Linked DNA regions of Mus musculus: region 2 is linked to region 1. A link is a contact called in ENCODE POLR2A ChIA-PET data. All regions are on one chromosome and are shown on one strand. Each heading gives the region's core, a stretch centred on a gene start or an enhancer-like site at or near the end of the contact. The rest is flanking DNA. Distances are from core to core; before and after follow the strand shown. Region 1 holds the start of Map3k9 (mitogen-activated protein kinase kinase kinase 9). Region 2 holds the start of Med6 (mediator complex subunit 6).

Evidence for each region. ChIA-PET counts read pairs that join two places held with the same protein, here RNA polymerase II (POLR2A).
Region 2: POLR2A ChIA-PET joins it to region 1 with 26 read pairs in embryonic stem cell. The contact joins the promoter of Med6 here to the promoter of Map3k9 in region 1. POLR2A ChIA-PET finds 5 or more read pairs at or near these places in 3 of 5 experiments (Patski and embryonic stem cell).

What each region holds. Positions count from the first base shown.
Region 1 is chr12:81,776,353-81,783,558 of GRCm38, reverse strand. It overlaps Map3k9 (mitogen-activated protein kinase kinase kinase 9), which reads left to right and starts at 2,389. Exons shown (of 11, transcript NM_001174107.1): 1 at 2,389-3,069. The coding sequence starts at 2,685. It overlaps Gm46366 (a long non-coding RNA gene), which reads left to right. Exons shown (of 3, transcript XR_001780649.2): 2 at 535-595; 3 at 1,010-1,539.
Region 2 is chr12:81,591,163-81,597,615 of GRCm38, reverse strand. Med6 (mediator complex subunit 6) reads left to right here and starts at 2,608. Exons shown (of 8, transcript NM_001347384.1): 1 at 2,608-2,676; 2 at 6,203-6,362. The coding sequence starts at 2,655.

The DNA of each region.
Region 1 (7,206 bases), core at 1,140-3,639:
CTTGGTCTGCTAAACAAAACCCAGACTTCCTAGGCTTATAGCCAAGCCAGCCACCAGGTGTGACTGTCCAGAGAGGTGACTAGCTATGTGCCAGGCGTTCTGAGACGCCAGGAAAGCTATAAGGAACAAGTCAGACCGGTTGCTGCCCTTATGGCAAACACCTTTGTTATTAAATCATTTCAAATGATCAATTAAATAATTATTAATGTGAATCAAATAGCTACCAAGCCTTCTGCAACCCAACCTCAGTAGGTTTCCAGCATTCTTTCTTATCCTCTTCCCCCCCCCACCCCCCGTACCTCTCTGGGACCGGTTCTGTTTCTGCTTCTCTACCATGAAGCCCTGCTAGGCAACTGTGGTCTGAAGGATCTTCCCTAGTTTGAGTTCTTAGCACTTATCCATTCAACAAATATTTAGAGAGTGACTTTTTGGAATGTTTGGTGAGTGACTCTTCATGAGGCTCTAAGCACTTGCTGGAGCATTAAATATTTAAATTGAGCAGGGCATTCTTTTTTTTTTTTCTTTTACTCTTAGGGAGCCAGGACTATTCTCATCTGCTCCTCCAGGGAGAAGAGGTGTGTGGAAATGGCCACGCGTGAGTAGGGGAGAAAAATGACAATTCAAAAAGCTGCAATCCATCAATAATTGTACGACTTGAAGACCCAGTTAACATCCTCCTTTCCAGTTTTCATCTTTGTAAAACCATTCTCTGTGCTTGAGTGCTTTGCCTGTGTGCGCGCCATGTGCATTCCTAGTGCCCATAGAGACCAGTCAAGTATGTCATTTCCCCTGAAGTTACAGGAGGTGCCATAGTGGGGGATGGGAACGGAATCTGGGTCCTCTGGAGAAGTCAATGCTCTCAACCACCAAGCCATCTATCTCTACAGCCCCTCCAGGGTGTGTGTGTGTGTGTTATCTACTTTGTAAGACTCCTTTCTCACACACATGAAAATTTTATTAAATAAAATATTTGTTTAAACACTATTTTCCCTTTCCCATCCTCTTGTAGGCAGAGTGGCTTCTATCAAGAGAATCTATCCAGACTCACGCATGTATTTCCCAGTTTACTGACCCTCCCAGGAATTGAACATGTTAGACCCTCCTATAAACTTGACTGCGTTAGGGGATTTACTTCCGGATCTCCGTCCCCAGGACTGTCTGGATGCTCCTTGAACAGTACCATCTCATCCCTTTCCCAAGACCTTAAATGTGCACAGTGTCTCCCTTTACAATGTAGTCACAGCCCCTTGCAAATCACTGGATGTCCAAAACTAAAACACAGGAGGCTTTTCCCTCCACGGTCTTCACTTCAAGGATAAACAGATGGCACCTGCCCAAGGTCATGTAGCTGCCTCGCTATTTTTTCAAATTGCTCCAGTTTGCCTAATATTAAACTTCAAATTAAAATGAAACAAAAATGGTCTGGTGGGGCACATTGGCACACGCCTGTAATCCCAAGACTTGGGCAGTTGAGGCAGCGAGATAATGAGAGGCCAGTATGGCCTACCCAGTAAGATCTTGCTTCAAAACCACAAATGAGCAAATAAACAATGAAGTACTGACTCTTGTTACACAAATCACATCAATGCCTGTCTTGGAAATACAGTTTGGTAGTTACCATGGCTGAAATATGGAAGCCATTGCTATGACAGGCTTAAAAACATGTAAAAGAGGTTAAGGTCCTTGGGGGTGGTGGCGGCAGGTAACAAAAAGACATAGCATAGGTCAGCCCTTGCCCAAGAATGGCAGGCAGCACCCGCCTTTACTCCTTTAGTCTTTGGAAACTGGGTATCCAGTCACCAGGGTCCTAGATATAGCCAGTTTCACAAGGCAAGCGCAAACTAGCTGGTTCCGCATGACTTCCCGAGCCTGCGGAAGCCCCACTAGGAGACCTCCCCTTTCGGAATTCTAATAACAATGGCCAGGAACTTCTTCTTACAAAGATGAACACAGTCTTCATTAAGGCCAGCAGAGCAATCGAAAGAGTTCTTCCATCGCTAGCCATAAGGTTCCGGGGTGTGAGTGTGTGCGTAGCGGCGACAGTGGACGTAAGCTGGTCCCCGTGGCCAAATAGGGGAACAGCAGATCCATCTGAACCGGGAATTGGCGCAGCCCGTAGGACCAAACGGCGCGGACAAAAGACAGAGGGCTCCGCAGCCCGCTCGGACTGTCCGAACGCACGCTGGGTCTCACCTTCGGGAGCCACCCAATGAGGTCTCAGCCACCCTCAGGAGACGGACAGCCGCGGCGGGCCAATGGGAGGATGGGTTGGCTGTGGAGGCGGGCCCATCCTGGAGGCCCCGCCCCCGGGTCCGCAGGGCTGGGGCGGAGCCAGGCTCGCGTCAGGTGGTCCCGGGCGTGCGGGAGGCGGGGCGCACGGGGCGGGGAGGGGAGGGAGCGGCCAGCGGGCGGCGGGCACGGGCGGCACGAGCAGGTGGGAGCCGCCGAGGGGCGAGGCCGCCCGCGGGGGCGCCAGGCGGCCGGGACTGCGCCGCGCCCCTGTCCGCGGTGCGCGCTCGCGGTGCGCACCGGGCGTCCTCGACTCTCGCGCGCCCAGCCTGCTCGGGCCCTACCTGCGGCGGCCGTCGGGGGCGCGGAGCCCCCAGCGCTGCCGAGCCGCATGAACAATAGGCGGCGGCGGCTCCCGCGGGCGGCCGCCCCGCACCCTATGGACCAGCCGCTCCATGGAGTCCTCCAGATCGCTTCTCGGCTGCCTGGCGAGTGCCACTGCCGCCCCGCCGGGGGACGATGCCACGGGCGCTGGGGCCGAAGAGGAGGAGGACGAGGAGGAGGCGGCGGCCGAGCTGGGATCTCACGCCGCGCTGCCCTACTGGACGGCTGTGTTCGAGTACGAGGCGGCGGGCGAGGACGAGCTGACCCTGCGGCTGGGCGATGTGGTAGAGGTGCTGTCCAAGGACTCGCAGGTGTCCGGCGATGAGGGCTGGTGGACCGGACAGCTGAACCAGCGGGTGGGCATCTTCCCCAGCAACTACGTGACCCCGCGTAGCGCCTTCTCCAGCCGCTGCCAGCCGGGCGCCGAGGACCCCAGCTGCTACCCGCCCATTCAGCGTAAGAAGGCGGGCACCGGTGCCCGGTGGGGACGGGGGGCTGAGGCCTAAGGATGGGCGAAGAGCAGTCCCGAGTGGGGAGCGACTGGCCCGGGCATGGGTGGGCACTTTGGCTGCAGGGGCTTTAGCTGGTGCTACCCAGAAGCTCCAGAGTCGCAGGCCCTGCCTGGAACACCGGGCTTCTTCACCGTCATCTGACTCGCTCAAGTAGCAACTCTTGAAACCCTAGCAGGAGTCTCCTTACGTCCCAACCCCTTACCCCCCCCCGCCCCCCCCGCCCCTTGTGCCCCTCCAGATCTGGAAGGGTTTTGGAGAGCAGGTGGTTACTGTCACCAGTAACCTTAGTTCCCTAATCAAGGACCCGGCGGACCTTTTCTGTTTCTTGTCTCCGCCTCTTAAAGGTATTTGTCTAGAGAGGAGTGGAGGTGCCTCCCGCCTGCCTGGGCAGGTTCACAAGTCCCGGAAGCGTGTGTGAACTCAGGAGTCAGGTGCCTTTGAAATCTCGTGTTGGTTTCTTGGGTTCTCGTACTGTATTTCAAAGTTGTACCCTGAGGAATCTTGCCGAATATTATGTTAGGAAAGGTGTGTACAAGGGGAGGGGGCAAAGTTATGAGTGGAGAAATAATTAGAGGGAGAAAGTATGTCTGTCCCTCGTGGGAGTTCAGGATCAGCAGGTACAGTGGCTAAGTCCTTGTCCCATACAGCCATACTGTTCACACAACACATTTTTTTTTTCCACCCTAGATCCTTGCCTATATTTGGCATTGGCCAAATCTCAGGGGCCAGGACCAGGGTTCCCTCCCAGGGCCTTTCTCCCTGTGTCCTGGTTTTCACCAATTTCCCAGGAACCGTTCCATGTTCCTAGCAAAACCCACCCACTCTCTCTCTCTCTCTCTCTCTCTCTCTCTCTCTTTCTTTCTTTCTTCCTTTCTTTCTCTTTCTTTCTTTCGAGTTAAATTGCCATTGTAATTTCTTAATCACTTGTATATTCTTGATTGGTTTAGAAGATGGCAGTCTCTCTAAGTGCAGTTTATAGCGTTTAAGAATTTCCATAATTCCAGTTAGAAGGCATTCTTACATATATGGTAGCAGTTTGTTCCTTGTCTTATGTACTTGATTTAAAAAAGAGAAGCCATTACAAAGGGCTAACTTTGAGTGTTTAGTTTTAAATTTTCATCTATGATAGTTATCTGTTACTTATTTTTACATGAACAATTATTTTAATGAATAATTACATTACTTTAAGATGATTTTGAAATAGAATGGCAGCTTCTTGTTTTCTTCTTTTCCCTTTGGCCTTTTGACTGTCAAGCGATTCAGGTCTTTAGTTTTCCTTAGACATATCCCCTTTCATTCAGTTTCTTGTTTATACATTTTGATGTTTATAATGCCCAAAAATGGCAGGCAAGTTGTTTTAGATTGCTTTTGAGTGCTACAGATTTTTGGCAATGCTGGTAAGACAGAGACCAATGAAGGGGCCCAACATGGTGTTTGGAATTAGTGCTGGAGATGAGCTTGACCATATGTTGAAAGACATGAATAATCTGATATATTAGGAAACACAGTGTGTTGGTTTGTTTAGTTTTGGTTTTCTGAGACAGAGTTTCTCTGCCTAGTACTGGCTGTCCTGGAACTCGCTCTGTAGACCATGCTGGCCTCAAACTCAGAGATGTACCTCCTTCTCTGCCTTCTGAGCGCTGGGATTAAAGGCGTGCACCACTACCTGGCTACAGCATCCTCCAGCTGAGAGTGGGTGGAGTTCAGTGATGCTGTTTTAGGGACAGCTAACATGAGAATGTACAAGTTACGTGACGTTCATGAACAACAGCCTGTGTGGTTTCCTCAGCGTCTTGTGCTCCTGGCTGTCACAGCAGTCAGGAGCCAACATGACTTAGGTTAAAAGAACCTTTCCACGGAGTGCCAGACATGTCAACAGTGTGCTTCATTCAGAGATGAATCCCTGTAATGTGGCCAGGACTTACCTGTCATATGTCAGTGCATAGGGTGGATTCCTGAATCTGGATCCCAGATGGGAGGACCTTGTGCTTGTGGAAGGAATTCACTTGAGGAGCTTGGCGTGGAAAGCTCTGGTGAGGGTTCTACCTTCAGCTTACTTGTGACTGGCCTGCTTGAGAGCTCATGAAGCTCCAGTCCAAAGCTCTTTCCTCAGTAGTTGCTGAGTGGTGGCTACTAAGTATCAAGGATGGAAGGAGTAAAGGGAGGCTAGGAGTGAGGCTAGTCAAGGAACCATAACATCACAGTGGTGCTTTGAGAAGGCAGGAGTGTCTCACCTGCTTGCTCTTCCCACCAGTTGAGTTTGTGTCACTCAGAAAACAAAGATGATTGACAAGCTTGTCCCCCGGGATCAGGAGTAGAAAAGCCTGATGACAGGAACACGTCCCCAGAGCTGCCCTTTTGAACTTCCCCTCTGGGGCTTACAGCCTGTGGTAGGTTCAGAACTGTGAATGGAATACCTAAGTCTAGTCAAGCAGGGAGAGTCAGGCTTGGTTTTATGGTATTGTTTTCACGTGAAACTTTTGCTTCAAGCTTTATTCAGAATAGAAGGGGAAATTAATCTTTGGTCAAAGAAAAAAATATTCTCATGATACCTAAGCTATTTTACATTCTACTTTTAACCCCCACCTGGTGTAGGTACCAGGGGTTGGCTGTCCATGGATGACAAATCTATATAACCTGGGTGCCCTCTCATCTCTCAAACTTTGTAATACAAGGTGAAAAATATAAAGTCCTAGTTAGTCACCCATGGAGATACATAACTCTTAACATGTTTCATCTACTCTAGTGTTAGTCTATTTGCAACACAGAATTAAGGCCACTTAATTTACATTTGTTTTTCCTGAATTCCCTACAAATGTAAGGATGTATTTTTAGATATGTCTAAGGCTTGTGTGTTTATGTGTTTGTGCATATATATATGTATATATATATATATATGAATGGTGTGTGTACATGTGTTTGTGCATATTCATATATATATATGAATGGTATGTTCATATATTATGCTTTTATATATATATTATATGGTATGTGTACATATGTTTGTTCATATTCATATATATGAATGGTATATGTACATGTGTTTGTGCTTTTTCATATATATGAATGGTGTGTGTGTACATGTGCTTGTAATATCCATATATAGATGAATGGTATGTGTGTATGTGTTGTACTTATTCACATATATATGCATGGTGTGTGTATGTGTGTGTACATTGTCTGTACAGATGCATGCGTGCATGGAGGATGCTGGGTGTCCTCTAATGATCTCTGCCCTGTCACCTTGTGAAGGTCTCGCACTGAATCTGGAGATTTTCAGCAAGGCCCCAGTGATCCTCCCATCTCTGTTCCCTACCCTAGCACTGAGGTTACAGGTCTTTTGGCCATGTCAGACTTTTCCTGTGGGTGCTGGGGCTCTAAAATCAGGTCCTCAGGCATGCACAGCAAGCTCTCTTACCCCTGAACCATCTCCCTAGACTAGGTACTTTATTAATCTACTTTACTTTTTGAAACAGGAACTCAGTGCATCCCAAGCTGCCGTTGAACTTGTAATGCTCCTGCATCTAGCTCCTGAGTGCTGGGCTTACAGCTGAGTATCACACGCCTGGGTCTTTATATAACACTTTGAAATGAACAAAGTAAATCATTGCCGTGCCCCCAAGTCCTCAGGATGGTCCTGGCATATAACTCTATGCCCCAAGCATACAGTCTGCAGGAAATAATGTCTTCACTCCAACATGATATTCCTGGAAATAGCCTACCACAGAAACATTTTCAGAAAATGTGCTGCATGCAAGTTGACCTGATTCTTGCTTAAAACCAGGTCTTTTTTGGAGCAGAGAAGGACAGGAGAGCTGCATGCTTTCTGCTTTGCGGCTGAAGGTCTAGTCCCTGTAAGTCCATCCAAAGGACTTCTTAGCAGGGAAAGAAAAAGAAAGTTGTTGCTCCCCCTTCCAGGTTGTTCTGTCTATGGTAAAGCTGTTTTGCCGGCCGGCTTAGTTATGTTTCTTAACTTAGCAGGAAAAAGCTGAGATCATAGCTTCTACACTGAAAGTCACCACTTTCCCTTCTGCTCCAAGCCTTTGTCTCTGGACAGCTGCTGCTGAAGGAGCTGTCCTTT
Region 2 (6,453 bases), core at 1,359-3,858, 190 kb after region 1:
ACTTTTACATAAAAATCAGTGATATCTACTTTAAATCCTCAGAATTAATATACTCATCAGCAATTCTTATTATACTTTTACGCAGAATGCACATATTCTCATCAGTAATCCTATTAAATCATATCAGGACATTGAGGGTAAAAATGAGTATAAGAAATCAGCCACCACCAGCCAGCCTCAGTGAGACTCACGTCAGCCAGGGCTGCCATTGTTCTTGTTCCTTGGCCATAAAATGTTCCTAGGTTACCTTATAAGAGTGTGCCTTTCTGAACTTCAAATTGTTACCTAAGATGTTCTACATCAGAGCCAGTAGCAAAAACATCTCAACCTAGCTTCACTAACAATTTTATTTTTCCAAATATTTTCTAAGGGTGGTGGTCACTGCTGACAATCTATATCTTTAAGTTCTTTCTAGAGTGGTAACTATATCATTAATCTGCTCCAGCAGTAATGCTTGATAAAGAACAAGCACTATTATTGTGAGGGACAGAGATACTGTCCAGTGAGGGGTGGAGTTGCCCTTAGAGTTTTCACAGTTCCTAGATTAAGGGGGCAGTGAGGGCAGCGAGCGGAGCAGAGCTCCTAACAGCATGAAGTCCTCAGGACCTGTGGTCCTCAGGGCGGTGCCACACCCAGGCACACCAATCGTGAATGTTCTAACCTGTGGGCTGCATCACATAAAGCTATTTAGCTATATCCTATAAAACTTGCTGTTTCCTGTTGAAACTGTCCACATAAAAACAAAAGAAACAAAGAAACAAACCAAACAGAAAGCCCTCTGGCAGGGCCCTCGCCAGGCTGCAAAATACAGTGAACTTCTCCAGTCTGGCTTATCATACGTTCTGTGTGTTGCCACAGCCTTTCCTAATCTTCTAAAGACATAAGGAAACAAGATCAGTGAAACAAAACCCAAAAGCTTGCCTTTTCCTGCTGAAACTATCCGAATAAAAACAAAGAAACAAACCAAACAGAAAAGCAGAGCAGTTTGGACACACTTCTTTGTCATTTCCGGTATAAAATCCTAGTTCACAAATTGAAGTGAACAAGAAATATGTTTTCTCTGGATGTGGTGGCCCACACCTTTAATACCAGCACTTGAGAGGCGGAGGCAAGTAGATCTCTGTGAGTTCAAGGCCAGCTTGGTAGCCTAGTCAGCAAACCAAGTTCCAGGACAGCTAAAAAATCTTGTCTTGAAAACCAACGTGTGTGTGTGTGTGTGTGTGTGTGTGTGTGTGTGTGTGTGTGTGATGTATTTATTATGCTGAGAATTTAAAATGTGGAATTCTTTGATCTGTGAGTCGAAAAGTCCCAGTTAAATTAATGGTTCTCCTGCCTTGTTTGTGGATTCTGGTTACATGCTGGGGGAGCCTAGGTAGTCCTTAGTTTTGTGAATTTAGGTTCCTTCCTTCAGGTTTTGGGGTTCTCCTCTCAGTTTCTGTATCTTGTTTGTAAGCATCTCCATCATTTTGCTTTTAGAAAACCACACTAGAGACAGAACGTTCTGTTGTGGGTTTCTATGGCTTCCTCACATCACAGAATTGTTCCCTGCCTTCAAGTGTTTAGACACTACTCAAGGAATTCCTCTTCTCTCTCTCTCTCTCTCTTTTTTGTTGTTGTTTTTTCGTTCCTTTTCTCTCATTTAAAAATTTTATTTATTGATTTATTTATTTATTGATTTATTTATTTATTTATTTATTTATTTATTTATTTATTTATTTATTTATTTATTTTGAGACAGGGTTTCTCTGTATAGCCCTGGCTGTCCTGGAACTCACTTTGTAGACCAGGCTGGGATTAAAGGCATGCGCCACCACGCCCAGTTCCTTTTCTCTTTTTAATCTTGTTAATAATTCACCCCTGAATTCCCTTCCTATCTCTTGAAATTTAGTCATAAAATGCTACAGGTTTTTAACTGGTTTAGGTTTTTAGTTGGTTCAATAACAGGAATAACAAAGTCTCTTGATTTTCTCTGCTTGAGATAAGGTGAAAAACGGAGCTCCTAAGTCTAACAGTTTGTTTTTATACTCATGAGGTTTTTAAAAATACTGTCTCTGTGTGTAGTCCAGGCTGGCCCCAAATTTGTTATGCACTTGGCTCTGCCTCCTGAGAGATGGGATTACAAGTGAAAGCCTTGGTTTAGAGAATTTTAGAATGTTAGTAGTGAGCACGAGGCAGCGCTCTGTTTAACCTCTTTACTTGTAAATGAAATTACTTTCCCCACTGTTTGGGCCTAACGCTTTGCTTATTTTTTGTTTGTTTGTTTTGTTCTGGCTCTGTTACTACAACCTCTGCCAGCTGCAGTTTGGCATCTAAGCGAGGGGGTCATTCTTTATCTTCTTACTCCACAGGTCTACAGGCCCCGCCTTCCCTGCGCCATCCTTCTGCGTGTCCCAATCCCCTCCCCTCCCCGCCGCCACCCTGTGACACGCCTTCTTCTTTCCCGCCCGTGTCCAACGACCAAAGCTCAACCCGGCTCCACCCACTTTAGGTCTCATCCCCGCCCCCAAACACTTTTTTTTTTTCCTGCCGCCGCGCTCCGCGTGAATACTTTTGACCTCCCCGCTAACCGTACGGCCGGCAGCCTCCGCTTCCGTCGCGGTAGTCATCGCCTTTACTGTGCGCCGGAAGGAGGCTCTTATAGCGCTTTTGGAATTATGGCGGCGGTGGATATCCGAGGTAATTAATTTTATGCTCCCCTTACCAGATTGTGGTTTACTGGGGTTTCATAGCTTGCGGAAGTCAGCGTTACCCTCTTTTGTGAGGTCTCTCAAGTTCTTCTGAGTGGCTCCTGGATACCCTAAGGCTCTAATCTAACGAAAAGGGGTCGCGCTTTCCCGTTTTCTGACGAGTCTCTTTAAAAGGGTAGATGCGGAAAAACTAGAAACAATTTAGGGGTTTCTCTCACAATGCTGGGCGTTATGTCGGGGCGAAGGGATAGCTTTTCGGAAGAGAGAAGTGGAATAAGATAAGGGCTGATCCCACCTTATGGGTCCCCGGACAGAAATCCCCGTCTTCTTATTAATAATTTTAAATTTTAGCCTATAATACCTTTCACTTATCATTCATTCAGTGGTTGCCTTCGGCAAGCTGAGCAGTAGAGGTATATTTTCATTGAGTAAGAATAAATAAATGAATGGAGACTCAACCTCTTACTAGCTTCTTGGTCGGGTAGCATTTTGTTTAGCAGTTTGTTTTTGCTTGTGTATATTTCATTCTTCCTCTTGGCAATTTCATACATGTACATAGTGGATTGCTTATTACTTAGATTTGTTAGCGTAATTGTAATGTGTCTGGTGTTTAGAGGAATGGCAGAGAAGCTGGCATAGGGAGGAGATGTAGAAGAGAAGATCTGGAAAGATAAATGTGAGAGAACAGTCAACAGGGACGGCATATTCTGACTTTGTCTTTTTTTTTTTTCATTTACGCATTTCTTTACTAGATCATTTTAGCTGCTGACAGTAGTGTAAAAGTCAGGGATAGAATTAGAAACAAAAAAAGGAAAACAAAACGAAACCAGGGCTTTTCTGGGATGGACAGAAATTAGAGGTAGCTTGGAAGAGTGATGACTGCATTAGTGAGAAGGTTAAATCTGCTTGGTTTTTGGTATATTCTGTTTATGAAGTGATCACAACTTACCTTTTATTTTCAGACTTGACTTTTCATTTCAGTTTTTGTAGATGAATGTCCATGGATACATGAGGCTGTTTAAATTGATTGAGATCTGTGAATAATAAAGTAAGTCATACTTGCCTTGACCTTCAGGCATGGATTGGAAGCATTTAGTGATTATTATGCTCATTCCTGATGAATAAAAACTCACAATTTAGTGGGAGCAGATTATCTGTGATTCTGGTTATGGAATAAGAATTAGTAATAAGGGGGCTAGAGAGATGGCTTAGCGGGTTAAGAGTACTGATTGCTCTTCAGAGATCCTGAGTTCAAATTCCACCAACCACATGGTGGCTCACAACCATCTGTAATGGGATCTGATGCCCTTTTCTGGTCTGTCTGAAGATAGCCACAGTGTACTTGCAATTATAAAATAAATTAATTTAAAAAAAGAATTAGTAATAAAAGTATATAAATTTGCCATGAGAACAGAGAAAATGCCACCATTACTACTGTAACAGTTATTGGGTTACAGTGTGCCAAGCATTTAATGTGCATAATATTGTATGTATAATTATAGATCTTACCTACCTACCAATGGTTAGTTAATAGATATGGACATGAAATGGTTATGCCTGGTAATGGCAGAAAGATAAAACTTTTTTAAGGAAAAAGTTATCGTTTCCTAAAGCAGCTAAAAGAAATGTACATTTTATGGTAAATGGAATTGTTAGTAGGATTAGGAAATTTAAATCATAGTCGTGGTTTTCCCTGTGTTGCTCTTCATTAGCAAAGATGCCTTTTTCCAAAAACATTATTTCCTGGTTTTATATATTGTGACTTTACCCATATATATTTGTGTGTATACACACACACATACACACACACACACATATATATAAATGGTTGGTATTATTTTTGTTAATATACTTCATTTGTTCCTTTTATTTTATTTTATTTTATTTGGTTTTTCAAGACAGGGTTTCTCTGTGTAGCCCTGGCTGTCCTGGAACTCACTTTGTAGACCAGCCTGGCCTTGAACTCAGAAATCTGCCTGCCTCTGCTGGGATTAAAGGCGTGTGCCTAAACGCCCATCATTCCCTCTATTTTAAAACACACAAAGCATGATTTTTTTTTTAAAATTGTTTTAACATGTAACAACTTTTTCTCATTTGATTAATATTTCACGGGATTGCTTGTCACTTTGACCTAGATCTGACTTCTTCAGAAATGGTAAAAGTAGCTGTATAGAAGAGCTGAAGTTTTTCATCCAGTATTATATGTTAGGGTGTTGATTACTTAACTATAATGGTGTTTAGTAGGCACTGATATGAAACATCATCATAGCCAATGCTCAATTAAACTCATTATAGGAAACCAATTTACCGTATCTTTTAAGACAGGATCACATGTAGTCCAAGTTGGCCTCAATCTTTTGATCCACCTATCTCAGCATCCCAGAGTGCTATGACTTATAGGTCTTCATCACTGTTCCTGGATCTACCATATCTTTTTAGAATTTGAGGTTTAATTCTACTCTGAATCTGAAACAGTATGGCTGTAATAGTGGATTTTACCATCTTCCCCTTAACTTTTACAACACTATCCTCTCATCTGTAATAAAAGGCTCCCTAATATTCCCTGTTGATCAGTGGAAGGATCTTTAAACTGGTGGTTGTGGCTGTTTTAATTGTTTTCTTTTCTTTTCTTTTTTTTTTTTTTTTTTTTTTTTTTTTTTTTTTTTGGTTTTTCGAGACAGGGTTTCTCTGTGTAGCCCTAGTTGTCCTGGAACTCACTTTGTAGACCAGGCTGGCCTCGAACTCAGAAATCCACCTGCTTTTGCCTCCCAAGTGCTGGGATTAAAGGTGTATGCCCGGCTCGTTTTAATTGTTTTGAATCAGTTTTCAACACTTAAGAAGTCAGGATTTCTAGGATTTTAATTTTTTGGGTTTTTTTGAGACAGGGTTTCTCTTTGTTGCCCTAACTGTCCTTGAACTTGCTTTGTAGACCAGGCTAGCCTAGAACTCAGAGATCTGTCTACCTCTGTTTCCCAGTGCTGGGACTAAAGATATGCACCACTACCACCGAGTTCTTTTAATACCTTTGTAAATGAGTTTTCTATACTAGGAAATAGTTTTTATTTATTTATTTAATTTATTTTTTTTACTTATTCATTTTATATCCAACTCACTGCCCCCCACCCCACTACCCCTTCCCCCAAGCCTTCCCCTCTCCCCTGCCACTTCTCCTCTGAGCATCTCCCTGGAGCCCCTCTGGGTATCTCCCTGGAAGTAGTTTATACTTCTTTTCTTTGTGGTGAGCCTTTCTTCTTTAACACAGTGCAAAATCCACCTCTTGCCCCATGAAAAATAATTTCCATTTCCCCTTTAAAGTGTTCTGCTTCCCCTTTTGTGCTTTTGTAATTCATTTATCCCTAACTTTACTACTTCCTATGTTTCTTTTTCATATCTGACTTCTATTAGACTGTCACAGTACATAGGGCAGAATAAATCATTCTTTAATTCATAGCACATAATAGGTATTTGTTAAAGTAGGTTATTTCTCTTTTCTAACTGTTTTTTTCCCCCCATAGATAACCTGCTGGGGATCTCCTGGGTTGACAGCTCTTGGATCCCCATCTTGAACAGTGGCAGTGTCCTGGATTACTTTTCAGAAAGAAGCAATCCTTTCTATGACAGGACGTGTAATAATGAGGTGGTCAAAATGCAGAGGCTGACATTAGAGCACTTGAAGTAAGTTGTTCTAGAGATTTTGCAGCAAATAGTTATTTTGGCCTGTGCGTGGTGGTTGGTAACAGACACAGTAGAACCTTTGGAAGGAAAG